Linked DNA regions of Homo sapiens: region 1 is linked to region 2. The links are chromatin loops, found by intact Hi-C in ENCODE. Cell type or tissue: GM12878. All regions are shown on one strand.

Region 1 (8,000 bases), 160 kb before region 2:
TTCATCATCCATGATCTGGCAAAGTTAGAAAAGCATGATATTAACTAGCATTAGAATGGCTGCAAAGATGCAGGCCTTTTAAAATATGTATTCCATTTGAGCCGGAACTTCCTCTTCCAGAAATGTATCCTAAGGAATAATAAAAAGCATCCTGAAGGTGTCAGAGCAGCACTATTTATAATAGTGGAAATTTAAAACAATCTATACCCTTAAACGTGAGTATATTATGGTAAATTGATATAAATGCTGTCTAATTATCAAAGTAATGCTTTGGAAGTGTTTTACTGATGCTTTTAAAAGGAGAATGACACTTTGGGAGGCCGAGGCAGGCAGATCACTTGAAGCCAGGAATTCAAGACCAGCCTGTCCAAAATGGTGAAACCCCATTCTCTACTAAAAATACAAAAATTAACCTGACACGGTGGTGGTGGATGTCTGTAATCCCAGCTACTTGGAAGGCTGAGGCAGGAGAATCGCTTGAACCTGGGAGGCAAGGTTTCGGTGAGCTGAGACCACGATGCTGCACTCTAGCCTGGGCGACAGAGTGAGACTGTCTCAAAAAAAATTGTTTTAATTTTAAAAAAAGGAAAGAATGAAAAAAAATTTAAAATAATGTGTACAATAGGATCTCATTTTTAAAAAAAAAATTAAAAAAGCAGATTTGTTTCCACTGATATTGAGGATAGTGAAAAATTTAAAATAAAAATAAAATGTAAAAGCATGTTTGTATATGCACCTGTAGGAAAAACACTGGTGAGTGCTAGACCAGAGCTTGAACAGTGATTGTTTTCACTTTTTAAATTTTTGCTGGTCTGTATTTTCTACTTTTTCTATAAAATGACCTCTCTAAAAGGCAGATGTATCACACAGAATCCTCCTTACAACAGTTCTTCCATGGCTTCCCATTGCCAAAAGAATAAATGCTCCCAGCAACTTTTCCTGGATCCACCTCCTCTCCAGCCTTTCTTCCCACTCATCTTAAAGCCAGAACTCCAGCCATGCCCTGCACTCACAGACTGGCTGATGCACCAAGCCATTCCAGGATTTCTTGGTTTTGTTCTTCCCACTCCCTGAGCCAGGAATGCCCTTTTTCTCATGAACCAGGGACATAATCAGCCCCCTCTTTCTGAGCATCCCTTCCCTGGGGAGAAAGTACCACTCTTTCCTTTGTGTTTCCTCTGATACTGACTTCTATCCTAGTACACAATACACGTCACTCCTTGATCAGGTTACTGGACTGTGCCCTAAAAGATTAACACATATGCCCGTTTATCTCTGGACATCCCTTCTTGGCACCCAGCCCCCTGCCTAGCAGGCAGTGTGTAGACACTCAAATATGTGTGTTTAAATAATGCTAAAGAATAGGCTAGTATGAATAACAGCAGAATGACTTATATTCTTAAGTTACTGCACATTCTGTACAGCTCAAGATAAAATCAGCATAGTGCACATTTGGTTTTTCCCTTTCAACTCTTTATTCATTAAAAGTTAAGGAAGAGGCTGGGCGTGGTGACTCACGCCTGTAATCCCAGCACTTTGGGAGGCCGTGGAGGGTGGATCAGAAGGTCAGGAGATCGAGACCTTCCTGGCTAACACGGTGAAACCCCGTCTCTACTAAAAATACAAAAATTAGCCGGGCGTGGTGGCGGGCGCCTGTAGTCCTAGCTACTCTGGAGGCTGAGGCAGGAGAATGGCGTGAACCCGGGAGGCGGAGCTTGCAGTGAGCCGAGATCGCGCCACTGCACTCCAGCCTGGGTGACAGAGCGAGACTCCGTCTCAAAAAAAAAAAAAAAAGTTAACGAAGATATTCATTTTAAAAATGAACATTTGGAAGATGTTTGTTTTAAAAATGAACATTTGGAAGATGTCCATTTTAAATATGTTCATTTTAATTATGTTTTTGTCAAGATTCAAGAAATGTATTTACCACTAAAATATTAAAAGGTTTACACAAAATGACCAAACATCATCTCCAGCTCAGGTCATATCACCTTTTAATAAGGTAAAAACTGTTTTTTGAATAGGCAAGCATAAAATCCCTATGACTCAGAGCAATAAGGCTATATTAGCGTGGGGTATGATCAGAATCAATGGAAATGATGGTGTTCCATCTGTGTATCTTCCCAGCAACAAGGTGTCAGAACAGCTCAATAACTTGAGTGGAAGTAATAAATACAATATGCTTTAGCTGATTTCATTATTGTTTGGGACAAAAAGAGTGAATAATTACTTTCGCTGAGTTTGAGTTGTGGATCTGAAGAAATAACTGTAACTTTATTTGCTCTTATGATGGCCCAGTGAGTGACTCCTCTTTAACTCCAGGGACAGAATTGGATTTTCTCCATCAATGTCCCAGTGTGAGGTTTCTGCACTTCCGACTCATGTCCTCCTCCCTAGAATTCTAGCCACCAGATTTCTCCAGCCATCATGAAATCATGGTGCACTCCACAGTGCATATTACAAACGCACCAGAGTCAGCACAGCTGCAGCTGTACCTGGGAGATGGAAAACGCATCCATCACTGAACACCTACCAAGCAGCAGTGTGCAGAGTCTGTCACGCATCCTTCCTGGAGCAAGAAAACCTATTACGAAGGAAACCTTAAACACAATCTCTCTCTTAGCTCCACAATGAGATTAGAAAAACAATAGCTCTGCAATACAAATGGATGTTTTGAACAGGTGCTGAGCACAAGGAAATTTCCACAAATGTATTCACATTCAAGGAGCAAATTAGCCCTCAGGTAATTACCCACTTATTGTGATTGGGTGGGGACAGGAGGACAGTCTTCTCAATCAACTGGTCAATAATGAGATCAAAGAATCGGGGCTCCAATCCTCTTTCCATGAGAATGACCACAAGATTTCTTTACAGCCTCAGCCAGTCATTTCTTCTGAAAAATAACAAAGACCTTGCTCCCTTGAGTTTCATAGGGCATTTGCTTCAATTCTCAGCCAGCATTACAAGAGTATTACTAAGGGTATGAGGCAAAATAACACAATTTCAGGTAATAAATGGCAAGTTTAAACACATACTGCATTCAGACAACACGATGACATCTCACCAGCAGGCCAACAGGATATTCGAACAGCGGTTATTTTCCACATTTATCAAACCCTTGGGCACTCAAGCTTCTGAAGGGGGAAAAAAGGCATCTTGGATTACATTTATCACTTTAAAGAAATAACAATAATAGTCCTCAAAATCTCTGAAATTAAAAAGGTAATTTCATTGAGTATTTTCTAAAGACAAATTATATTTTACATAAAATACAATTTACTTGTAGTGAGATTATATCTTTGTTCCAATTTATTGTTCATAGTTTCATAAACAGAAAATTTAAAAGATTTAATTAATAATGGAGAACTTGACTCATTTCATTATTTTTATCTCTAAAGCTGTTCAATGATTTTCACAGACACCATATTAATCTAATGTCCTTTTATTGTATATGAAGGTAGGCATTTCTATTGTAGACATGCTTCAAGAACAGAAAACTAAAAATCAGAACATGCCAGAATCGCATATGTTCAGGGTCAAATCTGAAAGACATTTTGAAGATAACTTTGTCCAACCTATTGATTTGGAAAGTCATAAATGTATCTAAATAACTTACCCTGGTCACACAGAGTATTAGTGACACAGCTAGTATCTAGGCTCAAGGCTGTGGGACTACAGTCCAGAATTCATTGCTGTGTAATTTGTTGGTTGCCTCCATAAATCCAGCCCCATCAAATGTCAAAGAAAAGCCATGAAAAAGAAAAATCAACCAATAATTTATACAAACGTATTTAAGGCTGGGGTGTGGAATGTAAACCCTAAACTCTCAGCCACATTTGGCATCCCACTTACCCTGTTGTTTTGTTACTGATCAAATGGTAATAACACATATTCAAATGTTACTGACTCTGGATCAACTCAACAAAAACCATTAAGTCTTTTATATAAGCAAATTAAGCAGACAGAGTTATGAGTAGAACTTTTCCCATTTTTTAAATGTCACTCAATCACCATCCTCAGAACAATCATAATTACCTTAAAAAAAATGATTTCACCTTTGTAGAGTGAACAGACTTTATGTATAGCTGTCCTCTCTCTGCCAAGCACAACTGAGGGTAGAAACATGGTGACATTGAGGCAGTGTGCAACCTGTGATAAGATCAGTCTGAACAGGACTGTTCAGGACTGAACAAGGTTTCCTTCCCATATTTAAGATGGCCTTGCCAAGAATTTGTGACTTATCTTTAGCAACATTTGTCACTGCCTGTGGGAGACACTAGGGAGAGCTGTTCACAACTATTACTCTAAGTGGACCCTGAAGGAGCAATTAAATTAAGTGCTTCTTTACTGGGGACTTGCCTGTCATTGGGGTTCACAGAAAGGCCAATTCAGATTTCTAATCCAAATGTGTAGAAAAGGGTGTGGGCCCAAGTGGGGGAGGAGGGACAGCAGGACACATTCTCTGTCCCAGCTCACAGAATCTGGGTCAGGGCAGACCCAGGCTCAGGTGCTCAGAACGTGTCCACACCTGGGGACTGGAGAAAGACTGTCAGGCAGGCAAGTAGCATTTCTGGACTGCTATCCATGGAAGGCGAGGCATGGAGCAAATGTTTCCATGCTTCTCTGTATAAACCACTCTTTCTAACAGAGCTGGCCTCTCCCTGTCCCTCATAAACAGCTTGGATCTTATTTATCCCTGCTTGATCTCATTTCATCCAAATCCCACCCAGATCTAACTCTATCTCCCCTACCAAACCTTCCCTGACTCCCTGGAAGGAAAGGACCACTCTGTCTGCTGAGTCTCTGTCCCATTCAGGGGTTCTCCACCAGGCTCTGGAGGCAATAACATGGGCTTCAGAGTCTTTCCAGACCTGGGGTAAAATCTCTGAAAGTTACTGGTCATGTGACTTTGGGTGACTGCGCTTAACCTCTCCAGGACTCATTTATAATAATGAAAAGCCTTATCGCCTTATCACAGTACCTAATACAGGAAAGGGGATTGGCAATATTTTATTTCCCTTCTCCCAATTCAGGATGTACGTAGATGTATGTTTTTTCTTCCATATTAGTTAGCAAGCAGAGAGCTGACTAAATATCGATGGGTTTACTATTAAAACGCACTTCAAACAGTTCTAATTTTACTAAGCAGCACTAAACTAAACAGTTCATTAATGGCTTTGAGACTTTACTCTGTTTCTTAAATAGCTGCAGAAACTTGTATAAGTCCGTAGTCTCTCTGAATCCCAATTTTTCAATATATAGAATGGGAATAATTATACCTACCTTCAGAATTTTTGCGGGGACTAAATAAGATGACGTACATGAATCCATTTTAGAAACCATGTTAGTTGTCATTATGAATGGGTCATCTATAGAAATAATTATTCCAAAAAATTCTGCCTTGGCAGTATTAAGCCCAAGCAGATTACCTTTATTTCAACAAAATAAAAGATCCATGAACAAGGAATTCCCTTCCTGTGATGTTAATAATATGCTACCATTCAGGAATAAATGTGTGTTAGGTTAAAAGCTAAACTGTTAACATGAAGAGACCTAAATATATAGTGGCTTCATTTTTTCTCTTTTGCTCAACAATCTGAAGATATACATAAGTTGTGGGGTAGCTTCCAGACTGATGGGGCAGTCTTGCTCCACTAAGTCATTAAAGGATTTAGGTTCCTCTCAAATCAATGATTCTTGATCTCCTACGTGATGATTCTCTTTACCATAAAAGTTGCCATAACCTCTACATTTTAGTTGTAAAAAGGGACAATATAGAAAGCTCAAATAATACAATTTATTTTAAGCAAGTGAGGCAGATATTGTGCACATAACTTCTGCTCATATTTTACAGGCAAAAGTTTAGTTACATTGCTTCACCTAGCTGCCAGGGAAGCTGGGAAATGTGGTCAAGCTGGAAAGATACATGTACAGGAAAAAGGGAGAATGGATTTTTGGAAAAAAACTAATAATTGCCACAAATATGCAAGAGAACTAGAGATAAGGAACTTAGGAATAAAAGACTGGAAGTAAGAATGAATTGTATATGTTACTCCCGAGAACTGAGATTCGAGGAAGAAAAAAAGGATGATTATATACTTACACAAGAAAGAGGGCGGAAGTGAAAAGAAGAGGGTGAAAGAGGTAAACAGGCAATGAACAGTATTAAAAGTTAAAAGAGAAAATCAAGGACATGAATTAAAGAGTTATAATATCCTTACAAGGTATCCAGAAAGAGTCAAAAGTGGTGGAACCCTGAAAAATTATGCAGAACCCCAAAAGTTCCCATTTGATGGAGAAAAATGCTTTGTAGAGTTGTGGAATGACTGACTGAAAGAGAGTAGGATCTGTGCTGCGAGATGACTTGCTGGCCAAGGAAATGCTTGGAAACTTGGAAAAACTTAGGGATCTGGAGAATGTCATGAGGAGTCCTGCCTGGGCAATACCACTGCTCAATTTTTCCAGGCCTATCCCCTAACCTCAGCAAGGACCAGCTATAAAACAATCCTTTTAAAACTTTTTAGTTATTTCTATCACCCAGCCATAGCCTTGGGTGCATTTCATATTTCTCAAGACATTCGCCTTCAACTTTCCCAACATATTATCTTGGGCTTGCATCTTACATGATTAAAAAGAGAAATACCATTGTATCAGAGCTCCTCAACTTAATTACTTCCCATCTCAATCTTTCTACATCTTTAACTTCAGTCTTGGTTGAGCTCCACCCTCTGTGCTTGTTCTTGAGAAACAAGCAAAAGAGCTAAGAAAGGCTTAGAGCAAACTGGTAAACATTGTTATTTTCTTTTAGGTATCCATATTGCGACAGGGTCTTGATATAATATCCATACTAGGTATAATTTGCATACCAGATATTCAAAGAAGTAGGAGAATATGGCCATAGTGAGAAAAATAAAATCAACTCAGAAATGACAAAAATAAGAGAACTAGTAGAGACATTAAAATAGTAGTGATACAAAGAGAGGAACAATAAACACTGGGGCCTACTTGAAGTTGGAGGGTAGGAGAAGGGAGAGGAACAGAAAAACAACTATTGGGTACTAGGCTTAGTACCTGAGTGATGAAATAATAAACAAACTCCTGTGACACGAGTTTACCTACATAACAAACCTGCACATGTACCTCTGAACCTAAGGTAAAAGTTGTAATAAAATAAAATAGTTGTCATAACTATATTTCATATGCTCAAGAAGCTAGAGAAAAGACTTAGCATATCAAATAGAGACAAAGAAGATATAAAAAGATGAACAATTTCTAGAGATGAAAACTACAATGTCTGAAATTAATAATACATTGGATGAGATTAACAGTGGATTAGACATTGCAAAAAAATTAGCAAATTAGGGAAAAGTATAATAAACCTGCCCAAATGAAATAGAAGTGGAAAAATAAACATAAGAACTGTAAGTGAGCTGTAAGACAACCTCAAATAGCCTAATATACATATAATTAGACCCCATAAGGGCATGAGAAATGGGAGAAGAACAGAAAAAAATTTGAATGAATAATGGCTACAATTTTTCTAAATGTAATGAAAAATATAAACCTACAGACTTAATAAGCTCAATGAACCCCAAGCACAATAAATATGAAGAAACTCACACCAAGCCACATGATCAAAATCAATAATAAAAATAAAATCTTAAAAACAGGCAGAGTAAAAAGGCACATTAAGTACAAAGACACAAAGATAAGAATTACAGCAGAGTTTCTATACAATCAGTACAAGCAAGAAGACAGTAGAGAAACACTAAACAGTACTGAAAGAAAAAAACTGTCAATGTAGAATTTTACACTCACTAAAAATACCTTCTGAAAATGAAGAAAAAACATTTCACAAATATAAAAGTTAAAGGAATTCATCATCAGAAGATATGAACAAAAAAAAAATGTTAAAGAAAACCCAGAGACTCACAGTGAGACACACTATAATCAAACTCTCAAAAGTCAAAGACAAAGAGACAATCTTGAAAGCAGCAAAA
Region 2 (8,000 bases):
AAACCTGTCATTCCAAGGACAGTCCCATGACAGGGAAGCTGACACTTCAGTGGCAGGTTAATCCCCCCAAAGGAAACTCAGAAACGAACATTACAGAAGTGACTATGGGCACAAAAACATACAAACACAAACGAAAACAATCACTACAAACTAAAAATGTCTAGCTTACCGCACCAACATGGAAAGTCTGGAGGGCATTTGGCAACAGAAAGGAAAAAACGATGTAAGAAATGACAAAGCTGTCATTTTTTGGTAAGAAATAAGAACTTCACTGAAAGATGAATTTAAAGCAACATGGAATCATTTTCCAGAACATAAGATGGTAAAATAATTAGAGGGAAAATTTCTATGTAAAACAAAACCTGCATTCCAACATCCAAAAATACCAGTGACCTTAAATGACGTTTGCTTTTTAGCTATAATCACTGACTTTACCTTCATACCCCACAACTACACATTTCTGTCGTCTCTCAGCAAGTAAACAAAGATGACAGTACCTCTCTCCTAGACCTAAAAAACTCACCATTACAAGATGCTGCAATTTCATCTCTTTTTCTTGGGACCACTAATAGCAATAAGTGAGAAATTAATTTGAAAGCACTCTCTATTTCCAAGGAAGTATGCAACAAGGTGTAGCTACTAGCCTGAAGGAACTTAACAGGCTTTTAAGAAACAGAGGGGTCTTTTCCAGCAGCTAGAGAACAGGTTGGGGCACTCGTCCTGGAAGGAGCCAGGCTCTCAGGCTGTTTTAGTGAGGGGATCTCTGATCCAAATGTTAGAAATGATGACAGCTGGCACTAAGGAGCGGAGACTGGAGAAAGGTCAGAATGAGGAGGGCACAAGAGTCATGACAAAAAGTGAATTATGGAGGCCAGACAAGGATGCTGCACAAGGGAAGATAAAGGGGGGAAACAGAGTTAGGATGGGACATAGGTGGCTACACCTCAGTTAAAAAGAAGGAAGGAAGGAGCTACTGGAGAACAGCCAGTCCCCACACACCTTTTGGGGGTAGGTAGGGAGCAAGGGTTAAAAAAGAGGCTGGGAGATGCAACAATGCTTAAAATCTGGACCATCAGGCTGGAAAACTGAAGATACTAGTTTCTTTCTTCCAGTTTCTTTATGCAAAGTCTACTTATTTTTAGTTTAGAAGAGTCAGCTTGGCCTTTAATATGTGTAGCTTCTTCCTCTTTTTTTTTTTGTTTTGTTTTGTTTTTTTTTAGACAGAGTTTCACTCTTGTTGCCCAGGCTGGAGTGCAATGGCGCAATCTTGGCTCACTGCAACCTCCGCCTCCCGGGTTCAAGCAATTCTCCTGCCTCAGCCTCCTGAGTAGCTGGGATTACAGGCGCCCGCCACCACGCCCGGCTAATTTTTGTATTTTTAGTAGAGACGGGGTTTCGCCACGTTGGCCAAGCTGGTCTCAAACTCCTGACCTCAGGTGATCCACCCGCCTCAGCCTCCCAAAGTGCTGGGATTACAGGCGTGAGCCACTGCGCCCAGCCAGCTTCTTCCTCTTTTATCATTTGTAAAACTATCTTGGGACTCACATCATAAAAATTAAGTTTTTCAAACGATATTGATACTCCATTCTTCTGGAGAAAACCATCAACCCACAACTGGTTACAACTTCCTATTACTTCATTTTCCTGAAACTTCACATACTAAAGCAAGAGGAGGTTCCTGATGCGAGCAGAGATGGCTAGAATGGCACTTCCTGGCAAACCAACCTGCAGACATCCCCTGACGTGGACACGGGAGATATGGGGGGTAATTTTTCAGAGAAGGGAGAAGGACAATCCAGGTCGCTGTCCTTTTCCGTGGAGCAGAGGGGCGCCCGCAGAACCCTACTCTTCAGTTTTGCAGATGTGCTGTCCTCAAAGACATCGTCGTCTCCCATCTCGTCAGAGCAGAAGCCCATACTCCCTGCCAGCCCGCTGGAGGACTTGGCAGTGTGCAGGCGAGCAGCGCAGCTCTCCAGCTCATGGAACCTGTGCAGGCTGCTGGCGCTCAAGCCGTGCGAGAGTGAGAACAGGTACTGGAGCAGTTGCCGGCTTCGGGACGTGGCCTCACCATCCGCCTTCTCTTCCAGCAGCAGGCCGGGCCTGCCCCCCTTGCCAGCTTCCACCTCTGAGGCAGTTGAGCGACCGGCAGAAAGGCATGAAACACAAGAATGTTTGGAATTGCCAAGAGGTTTGTGGTTCAGGGTTCTTTTTTCTTTATGATGAAACCTGTTAGTTCTGAGACACGTATCTTGAGGGAGTATTAATTTCCCTTCAGAACAAGTTCTTTCCACATAGGCAAAACTTTCTGAAGTATCCTGCGCCTTCTCACCCACATCATTGAGGGACCTTGAGAACTTTAGTGTTCTTCTGGCTTTGGTATTCTTAGCAGGCTTCAAGGCCTGGGCCCATTCTGAACCAAAGGAATTTCTCTTTGACGCCTGTAATGTGTCCTTACAGATAACTGTCACAGTGAGCCCTTGTGTCAGAGAACTCTGGCAGTGAGGAGCTTTCGAGACAACAGCAGACTGCACGGAACTGTGGTGACAACACTCAGAAAACACTGCACTGGAACTGCATGCAGAACAGTGGGATAAAAGCACAGAAAGTAAAAACAATTTTAAAAGAGAATAGACATCATAGTGAAGAAATGAGACTAGCATGGGTAACTTGGTGAGCAAACCACACATAAAACTCGCCAACTGTTTAGACCAAAGGCAGATTGATTAAGCAAATGGAAATTCAAGAACCTACAGACACTAATGCTTATTTCTGGCTGCACACTGATCATGGCAGCATCTGAAGCAGAGTGTTACCTGCAGATGTCCTGGCTGGATGGCGTGATAGAAGTGCGAGAGAAGGAGGACACCGGAGCCGGAGCTGATGCTGACGGAGGACTCCCAGCCTGCAATGACAGACCTGTGGTCAGTGTTCAGGTAAGAGCCAAGGGGATTGTGTGCACTGTCTCCTGAATGGTGACAGGGAGAAACCCTAGAAATGTCTGCTGCTTCCCGCTGCTCAACGAGTAACACATATTAGATCCTTCTAAGCCTTGGCAAAACAAATCAAATATCACTATTTTTTTCTTATCTGTGGATAAAAGTGTAAGAAATGTCTAAGGCTATGGAACACCACTACTAATCTCTTGCAGGTCCAGTGGCCGTTTATTTTCTAAGCATCTAAATTGAGTTAGTTCATATATAAGTCAAAAAACGAAGTACTAGAAGGTATCATACAAATGCCAAAGAAATATGAGGCTCCAGGCCTGCTGGCACTGGCTTCCCTAGCACTCTCTCCTAGTTCCCAAGATCAACAAGGCTGGTAGATTTAAGAGCTCTCTCCCACCTCACAACCTCATACATAGTGCCAGATGCTCCCTGAGTTCCACAAAACCTCACTGCCCTGCCACAGCTCTTCACACAAAAGGGAGTCCAGACCACGTCACCATGGGGGACACCAATCCATAGCTCAACCAGGGGCTGAGGTAGAGCACAGAATGCTCCCAACAGATCTAATCTTGAAACTGTAAATTAAGAAAAATAATCAAGAAAATTTAGATTTGAAAGAAAGTACAGCAAGAGGTCATGGGATAGAACAGAGTCTCTGGGGTGGTGAATAGTCAAACTTAGAGAAAAAAATCTAGGAAGGAGAGGAAGCACTGCAGTGAGGAGAGAAATGGACAGAGAGAAATAGGGACAGTGAGTGGCACTGAGCTGAGGATGCACCACCACCGCTAGAGGGCCCCAGACTCCCACGCCAGCCTCGGATTCCCCAGGCTCCACAGCCCCACAGACCTATGCGTATTCATAAAAAAGCATTCTTCCCTCCTTAAGACAGTAAGCCTGAGTAAGAATCTGCTCCATGCAACCCCAACAGCCCCAGGAAAACAGTGCCACGAGTCTGTTATCACCAGAAAGGCCATATCACCACCCACCTTCTGCAGGCCCACCTGCATGGCCCTTGGCCCTAACTCCTTGATACAAAGGAGCTCCACCCTGGCCCACCATTCCCTGGCTGAGGCCTAGTCCCCACTCTTTCTAAGTACCATCCCCAAGGGTGCACTCTCATCCTGGAACTCCACCTTTGGGACCCCCGACCCTTGGTCAACCACCAGAACAGATAAGGCCATTGCCTGGAAACTCCTCCTCCCCCTACCCCTCACAGCAAATGAAGCAGCCTGGAGAGAGCCAGGATGGCACTCGGATTAAGGCACCCATCGCATGGCTGCTCCCACTCCCAGTGCAGAGATTCAACAGCACTTTAATGCAAGTCCACCTGAAGAAACAAGATCCAAGAAGCTCTCATCAGCATGCTTCATGTGTACACTGAGATCACGCTGTGCCACTCCATGAGCACATCTTCGAATTCACCAAAGAATCTACATTTATTTTCTAACTGAATGTGCATATGGGCATGAGGTACACGGTCTTTAAAAGCATTAGAGGTCAAAGTTCTTAGGAATCTTAAGTTTACTTGGACACATGAAAATAGCATCCTTGAAATAACCCTCCCATCACTACCTTTGTCAATATTCTTCCTGAAACAAAATGAAAGACATCTAGGGATGCCTGTGGACACTATGCTGTGACATCCCTTGCATCTTCTAGGCCTGACTGCATAAGCCATTGTCCTTTTTCTCCAACTGCCTTAGACACTGTCCCCTCTCCAGCATCCTCCTCTCGGGGCACCCATCACTGGCTCCACCTGCCCCAGAGACAAGCACTCAAGGCCTTTTAGTACAATGGGCTTTACTGTTTATACCACAGGGGAGCAGATTGAGAGGGTATCCATGCTAAGGTCCCCAAACTCCTACAGTCCCCCTGTTCTCTGACATTTAGTCCTAACACTATTCTGGGACTGAAAGCCTTCCTGTACTTATTGCTCTCTTCTTTTATTTCTGAGGATGACCAGCTCTGTTCAACACACATAGGCAAGGCTAAAATGTGTCATGAAGACCAAAGCCTGATCACGGTGTATTGCAGAGAAGTAAGCGTCTTCATCACCTGTCCCCAGGTAGACTTTGAGGAAGAAATACCCAGCAATATCCACATGCTTGCCCCTCATTGCTATGAGGTCACTTCTTCCTCTGTGTTGCTGGGTCAAGCATACTCCCTGGAACTGATGAGGCATTGAAGGAAGCCCCCTTCCTTCAAGGGATGGCAGCAGAGGAAAGTACCTAGTCACCCTCCTCCCTTTTATCTTAGTAAGAGCATGGTCCTCTTGGAACCACGTGTACTTTCCTGTATTCTGAAGGGAAGGCAAACCCTGTTGGGAGGAGGTAAGGTCTTATCTGGAAAATCGTGCCCAATCAAGGTCAGTGTCCTGGGTCCGGGAGGCAGGTTTCTGATGGGAAATTAAAGTTCTGAACTCCAGTACTAAACTACAAGTAATCCAAGTCAAAAAGTGTACTCTGGGGTAACGATTCCATCCTTGCATGCCCATGATGAGGAGCAAGGCCTGAAGGTAGGAGGGCAGAGCCTCGTAACAAAACAAAGCCTGGATCAAGGAAGCAGCCACACCAGGCACACACACACGTCAGGACATGTGTTCACTTCCCTGTGTGGTTCCCCATGTGTGTGCACTTGTAGCAGATGTCAAGGCCAGCATGACAGTGACAGCGGACCCAAGGAGGAAGGGAGTTCTGGCAGGGCTGGGGAGATTCTGCCCTGCTCAGTTTTACTTAGGAAATAGGAAACAGCGTTGGCATCCTCTGCCTACATTTCTGCTCTCATTTCACCATTTCCAATCTTATGAAAACATTACAGGATACTCTCAGCAGGTATGTCCGATCCTCATCAAGCCTCCCAATGACAGAGAAAGAGTCTCTCTTCTTATTAGATCACAGAATTTAAAGAAAAATTTTAAAATCTACTTATTGTTATTTTACATAAATATAAACTTCAACAAATGCTAACTCTTCCAATAAAAGCAAGAAAACCAGTGAGATCTGTGGGGTCTTCACAGCTCCCAGAAGAGGCTCCTTCTGTCACGATCTAAAGGACAGCAAACATTTCAAAGGTCAGAACCAATCCATAGGCAGAATGGTCAAGAAAATAATTTTAAAGAGCTTTATTTGTTGCTGCTATAGACCTGAGAGAAATCTATCAACCAACAAAGACCTAAAAGACTGGCCTGATCAACAACAAAATGAAGCTGACAGCTTCAAATAATGGTTCCATGGTCAGATTCTGGAAGCCAGTGTAATCAAAGGCCAGCAATCCCCTCTTAGGAGCTCTGCAGGACAGAACCTTACTAGATGGGACAGGACCTCACTAGATGGGACAGGACCAGCCGTCCTGCTCTTTCTGAAAGCAGCAGGCAGTGTGGCACGTGTGAGCCGGGGGCAGTACTAGCTCCAGAGAACACCTACACTCTCCTCTCCATAGGATCAGACCACACACGACTCGACAATTACTAATAAAAGTGCAAATGTTCATCATGCAAAAATCCAAATGTGTCAAGAAAACTTAGGCCCTCTGTTCCTGAAGTTCTTTGCGGGTTGCCAAATGACAGACTCTCCAGTCATGAAAAGGAATATAAAGCAATCTCACTACAAAAAAAAAAATTCTTGTAAAAATCCTCCCTTCTTCAGATGTTGTAATTAATTATGCCAAAACAAACCTCTGGATTTCTATCCAAGCCTAAATCCCAGTTTATTTTATTTCTTAGAAATGATAAATACTTTTTGACAATTTGTTTTGCTACATCCAAGTCTTTTAGTGGCTGGCTTTGTTATCAAATTCACCATTTTAAATGATTTTAACAAGGTTGCCAAAGAACATACGGGGAAAAAAAACTTTTCCATATATCCTTGGCAGAAACTGGCATTCCCCTTTTCTCAGTTCCCTTCTGAGAGTGCCTGCTGTCGCTGGAGCAGCTATAGCAGTGTGTTTACCCAGTTGATAGTGCACACATCCTTCTCACTGCAGGACACCAGCGCACCTTCCTTGGCCTCTGGCGCCTTCTGCCAGGTTACTGCCCAGCCTCCTCTATTACCCACGCCCCTCATTTTCTGTGCAACCCCCAACTGGGCCTCCTTTTCACTCATCAGCTAAGCTACTTTTAAACATTTGGGTCTCAGGCCCCTAACAAAAGCAAATTTGCCCATCTGATTTATTTCAAAAGGGAGAGGGCCACAGGAATGATCTGTTTGAGTGAGCTTGTTTTTAGGCAAGGAGGAACGTGAAGACAGGCTGGATAAGGATGGTTAAGAGGCCAGAAGAGCTCATGTTTACAACTCATCACAAATTACAGTACTGCAAATCAATGACTTAACAGAAACAATGGGAAAAGATGCACAGATGGCTCTCAAAACATGAAAAGATGCTTCATTTCTCTCACAATGAGAAATACAAATTAAAACTACAATGAGATACCATTATCAGCCAAGAAAATTAATCAAATAATATGTGTTGGCGGAAGTGTTGGGAAGCAGGTATGCTTATACATTGCTGGTGGGAGAGCAAATGGTAAACCTCCACAGGATGACAACTGCCCTCAGGATGACAAAGGCACATATACTTTGTCTCAGCAATTCTTTTAGGAATTCATCCTCACACACCTGCGGGAAGAGGTTTGTACACTGCACTAGTTTGTGACAGCAAACGGCTGGAATCACCCTAAATGCCCATCACCTTGGAGCTGAGGCAACACTGTTCCATCTACAGAAAGAAATATCAGCAATCATTAAAAAAATGGGAAAAGTTCTCATTATGTCCAGTAATGAACACACAAAGTGAAACAAGCAGAGAGAGGCACCACTGCCATCTGTGCTGGTGCTGCACAGACTACTCAGGAGGGAGACCAGGGAACCTGGATGGAGGGACATGGACTTGTCACAGAGACCCACAAAACCATAATGCCACTTTACACTGAGCAACATTTCCCAAACAGAAATTCATTCTTAAAATAACAGGTGATTGATGATTTTAAAAAGTAAAACAAAACTGCAGAAGCACAACCAACTGCAACAACTTTCCGACTTTGGGATGACAGGTAAAGAA

Evidence for each region. Peaks named below come from ENCODE experiments on the same cell type or tissue, not always from the same donor. Only the 100,000 strongest peaks of a DNase experiment are listed, where the experiment ranks them.
Region 1: a loop joins it to region 2, with 2.8 times the contacts of the local background. A loop is called at or near these places in 5 of 110 quality-filtered maps.

The regions. Positions count from the first base shown.
Region 1 is chr10:45,304,675-45,312,674 of GRCh38, forward strand. OR13A1 (olfactory receptor family 13 subfamily A member 1) reads right to left here. Exons shown (of 4, transcript NM_001004297.3): 2 at 3,065-3,134; 3 at 2,752-2,893. Among named protein-coding and RNA genes, the nearest start is that of OR13A1, 6.9 kb to the right of the region's middle. In GM12878, a CTCF peak has its summit at 4,276; a DNase peak (open chromatin) is centred at 4,277.
Region 2 is chr10:45,461,426-45,469,425 of GRCh38, forward strand. MARCHF8 (membrane associated ring-CH-type finger 8) reads right to left here. Exons shown (of 8, transcript NM_001282866.2): 4 at 2,814-2,902; 5 at 1,726-2,571. It overlaps LOC105378286 (a long non-coding RNA gene), which reads left to right and starts at 2,850. Exons shown (of 3, transcript XR_945919.1): 1 at 2,850-2,933. RefSeq lists an enhancer at 1,861-3,060. In GM12878, a CTCF peak has its summit at 3,738 (motif pointing right); DNase peaks (open chromatin) are centred at 1,072 and 3,766; H3K4me3 peaks cover 4,202 bases; H3K27ac peaks cover 4,974 bases.